Linked DNA regions of Homo sapiens: region 2 is linked to region 1. A link is an interaction called in ENCODE POLR2A ChIA-PET data of the cell type or tissue named here. Cell type or tissue: IMR-90. All regions are shown on one strand.

Region 1 (2,500 bases):
AGAGGTGAAACAATGATAGGGTTTCAGCTGAAGTCTAATTTCAGCCTGATCCCATGGACGGTGTGAATTACATCACAGAGTCGTCGTCTTTAAGGAAAGGGCTCAACATTTGTTTATCTCCCTGCCCCCATATCAGTCAGTCATTGGGTGCATGATGTCCTGATAGAAAATATAACCTCCCAAGCATTTCTAGAGAGAAGTGTACGTTTGTGCCATTAGCAGGCAATGCTTATAGTAGCTGGGGCTGGGGATGCCACCACAGTAAAGGGGATGAGGGTGGTGCACTGACATTATTGACTACAATTATAATAATAAAGGCAAGGTACCTGAATTTAATTTGCTAAGTCCAGACTTCCCGTCTATGAACTGCCACATCCCATGATTACCATAGGACCCTGGGACTACCACTAATTCTGGGACAGAATAAAGGAAAGAGATGGATTATTTATTGTGCGGCTGTTTCATTGTGGAAAATGATGTGATTAACAAAGAAATGCCAATAGAGAGTATAAAGAGGTAAATTTTCTTTAACCATTTCTCATTTGCCCCAAGAACCCTGCACTGGCAGCAAGCTGCACTTTTTTTTTTCCTAAATTATAAATGGGTTAAACAAAAAAAGATGTGGAAACTTACGGACATTTTCAATGAACAATGGCTAAAGGAGAGAGGGTTCTAGGAAGGAGGGCACCGAAAAAAATTAAACTAATATACTTTCTAATGCATTTGAAGAAATGAACCAGAAAAAAAATATTGAAAAACTCTTATAGACCTAATGGGCAATTTGGGAATAATTAGTGATACAGGCACAGAAAATAAAACAAACAAAAGGTTGTTAACTCTAGAAAAAAACCAAAAAGTTGTACAAGAAAGAAAATGTAACTACAATTAACAACACTTACCACATAAATAAGCAACATTACTCATTATATTATGATTAATATAAAATATATACATAAAGGGAAAGCCATTGAATAGAATTTGATCCTCGTCATCCATAATGGGAGGATATGCTGGGTATTTGCTTATTTGTTCTTAAATTCATTTCCTGCCTTTCCCCTTCCCAGGCTCATATTGCACAGGCTACTTCTGTAAACTATGCTTCCAAGATCTCGATGACTGTTTTGGCTGAGTTCAGCCAACAGGAAGTGGTAGCCAGGGATTGGAGGATGGCAGTGAAGGAGACACCAGGATATTTCTCCTTCCCACTCTTTCTGCCTTAGATAGAGCCCCTCTGGCTCTGGAGATAATAATGATTGTTTCCTGCAGCTGCTTAAGTTAAGGGTACCTCCACTTCCCCTAATTATCCTTCCAGGTTTTCTAAGCCAGGGTTCTCAACCTCAACACTATTGACATTTTGGTCTGGATGGCTCTTTGTTTTGGGGGATTGTCCTGTGTATTATAAAATGAGTTGCAGCATTCCTTGAGAGACTCCATCCACTAGATACCAGTAGTCACCACCCAGCTGTGACAACAAAAATGTCTCCAGAAATTGCCAAATGTTCCCTAGGGGGCAAAATCACCCCTAATTAAGAACTAAAGGCTGGGCCGGGCGCAGTGGCTCACACCTGTAATCCCAGCACTTTGGGTGGCCGAGGTGGATGGATCACTTGAGCCAGGAGTTTGAGACCAGCCTGGCCAACATGGTGACCATGTTGAGATGTAACCCATCTCTACTAAAAATACAAAAATTAGCCGGGCGTGGTGGCGTGCACTTATAATCCCACCTGCTCAGGAGGCTGATGCAGGAGAATCGCCTGAACCTGGGAGGCAGAGGTTGCAGTGAGCCGAGCTCGTGCCACTGCACTCCAGCCTGGGCGACAGAGTAAGACTCTGTCTCAAAAAAAAAAAAAAAAAAAAAGAAGAGAAAAGAAAAGAAAAGAACTGAAGTTCCAACCCCTTTATAACTGTATTAAATTTTCTCTACTAAATTTGCTAAGGGTTTTAGTTTTCTGACTTGAAGCTGACTGATTCAGAAAGCTATAAACAATGTCTAAATTTGATCAATCAGAAATTAACACAATAAGCATATTATTTAGAAATATGCAACCAATAAAAGAATAAACAAATAAGAGTATTGAATGTAGTTGCTTCTAGAGTGTAGGTCTGGAGAACAAAGGAGAGGTGATTTTGAACTTTTTAATATTTTGTTTTTTAAAATGTATGCATATATAGCTAATAAAAATAAAATACTGGGGCCCGGTGCGGTGGCTCACGCCTGTAATACCAGCACTTTGGGAGCCCGAGGCGGGAGGATCACGAGATCGAGACCATCCTGGTTAACACGGTGAAACCCCGTCTCTACTAAAAATACTAAAAATTAGCCGGGTGTGGTGGCGGGCGCCTGGAGTCCCAGCTACTCGGAAGCTGAGGCAAGAGAATTTCGTGAACCTGGGAGGCGGAGCTTGCAGTAAGCGGAGATTTCGTCACTGCACTCCACCTGGGGCAAGACAGTGAGACTCCATCTCAAAAAAATAAATAAATAAAATACTGGGAAAAGAGA
Region 2 (2,500 bases), 50 kb before region 1:
ATCTCTATTAACTGGCATTTGTGCTTACTGATAAAACTGACGCCAATAATCCCCTAACACAGTCATGTGCTGTGGGTCATACCTATAACCCCAGTGATTCAGGAGACTGAGGTGGGAGGATCACTTTAGCCCAGGAGTTGGGGACCAGCCTGGGCAACATAGTAAATCCCTGTCTCTAGAAAAATATAACAAATTTTTAAAATTAGCCATCGTGGTGGGACTACAGTCCTGTATATTCCCAGTTACTTGAGAGGCTGAGGCAGGAAGATCTCTTGAGCCCAGGAGTTTGAGGCTGCAATAAGTTATGATCGTGCCAGTGTACTACAGCCTAGGTGACAGGGCAAGACCCCATCTCTAAATAAACAAACAAACAAGCAAACAAACAAACAAACACAGAGGTTCACAAACTTCAGGCCACAGGCCAAAACTGGCTTGCTGCCTGTTTTTATAAATAAAGTTTTATTGAAACAAGCCTGTACCCATTCATTTACATATTATCCATGGCTGTTTTGGAACTACAACAGCAGAACTGAGTTGTTGCAACAGAGACCATATGACTTACAAAGCCTAAACTATTTACAATCTGGCCCTTGACAAAAGAGTTTGCTGATTCTATTATAAGATGCCACTATGCCATCTTACTCTCAAAACACTTTATATTTGGTGTATTTTTAGTAGTAGTAACATATAATAAACATGTAATAAATAATTTCATGCTAATTCTTTGAAAAAAGTCAATATCATATATGGTAACAGTCTATTCCTTGCATCATATTCCCATAACCAGTCATGCCAGAAAACAGCATAACTCATGGAACCTTGATGATCTTTAATCCCAGCTCCTCACCAAATCAATAGTTTTAGACTGAACACTCTCATTATTTTTATAATCAGTCCTCACATAGAAAACCATACACTCCCTTGCCAGTTACAAGTTACTTCTCTTAACAGATCTCTGAATTCCACTGTGCATATCTTAAGGTTTCCTACAATAGCTCAAGCATAATAGTTTTATTCCTGAAGGGGGGGAAAAAAGACTTTCACATATACTTATTGATGATGTTCAGCATTTTGTGGGACTTTTGGCTGCATATTACCGTGGACTAATACCTTCAGAGAACAATATAGCAACTTTACATTTCTTTCCGGGGTGGAATTAAATGGCCCACATCTATATTAATTAATTAAAACCCAATTTCAATATGCCTTAAAACATTTCTTTAAAAATATTCAATAACTCACAAGATTAAAATAAGAAAATTTATAAAATGTCAGATCAAATAAGGCTTTGGAGATCATTAAATTCAAATAGCCGGATTTACAGATGAGAAAGATGAGGCTTATATGACTTGACAAAGGACCACCTAGTTTTCATTAATTCACACTGACAGCAAATCAAAAAGTTACACTGAAGTCCTATCTAAAAACCAGTCACTGTGCTTGGGACCAGGATTACATATGTACCTTTGTTGACAATGAATTCAATTAATCTAAATAAGTGTTATTGCTTGCACTAAAAGATACACACTGAGAAGAATCAGATAAAATTCCTTAATAACTGCTAAGCATCCTCTTACTTACAAGGAAAGCTCTTTTCCTTTAGGGAGATTCTATAGATTAAGAGTACTAGCTCGGGGAGCTAGGCTGCACAATTTTTCTTTCTTTTTTTTGAGACAGAGTTTCACTCGTCACCCAGGCTGGAGTGCAATGGCGCCATCTTGGCTCACTGCAACCTCTGCCTCCCTGGTTCAAGCGAGTCTCCTGCCTCAGCCTCCTGAGTAGCTGGGACTACAGGAGCCACCACTATGTCTGGCTAATTTTTGTATTTTTAGTAGAGACTGGGTTTCACCATATTGGCCAGGCTGGTCTCGAACTCTTGACCTCAGGTGATCCACCCCCTCAGCCTCCTAAAGTGCTAGGATTATAGGCAGGAGCCATGGGGCCGGCCTCAGGCTGCAAAATTTTGAATACTGATTTTACCTCCTGGCTATGTAACCCTAGGACAATTTACTTAACATTTCTGTTTCTGGCCGGGTGTGGTAGCTCACCCCTGTAATCCCAATACTTTGGGAGACTGAGGTGAGAGAAGGACTGCTTGAGCCCAGGAGTTCAAGACCAGCTTGGGCAACACGGTGAGACCTCATCTCTCCAAAAAGTACAAAAACTGGCTAGGAGTGGTGACACGCACCTGTAGTCCCAGCTACTTAGGAGGCTGAGGCAGGAGGACGGTTTGAGCCCAGGAGGCAGAGGTTGCAGTGAGCCGAGATTATGCCACTACGCTCCAGCCTGGGTGACAGAGTAAGACCCTGCCTCAAAAATAAAAATTCTGTGTCTGTTTCCTGATCTTTAAGGGGATAGAGTATGTAAACAATCCTTACATGACTAGTACCTGTAAGTGCTCTATGTTAGGTATTATTATTTATTTTCCTTAGGGAGTTTTCTTATCAAAACATGGGAAAGTAATCAATATGGAGAAACTGCCTTTAAAGGCAGCTATTAA

The links. Peaks named below come from ENCODE experiments on the same cell type or tissue, not always from the same donor. Only the 100,000 strongest peaks of a DNase experiment are listed, where the experiment ranks them.
Region 2: POLR2A ChIA-PET joins it to region 1 with 5 read pairs; 6 of 35 experiments call an interaction of 5 or more read pairs at or near these places.

What each region holds. Positions count from the first base shown.
Region 1 is chr3:32,614,037-32,616,536 of GRCh38, forward strand. No RefSeq gene overlaps it. Among named protein-coding and RNA genes, the nearest start is that of DYNC1LI1, 44 kb to the left of the region's middle. In IMR-90, no CTCF peak of the experiment used is centred here; a DNase peak (open chromatin) is centred at 1,095; H3K27ac peaks cover 416 bases.
Region 2 is chr3:32,563,959-32,566,458 of GRCh38, forward strand. The region is part of intron 2 of DYNC1LI1 (dynein cytoplasmic 1 light intermediate chain 1); the gene reads right to left. Among named protein-coding and RNA genes, the nearest start is that of DYNC1LI1, 5.6 kb to the right of the region's middle. In IMR-90, no CTCF peak of the experiment used is centred here; no DNase peak of the experiment used is centred here.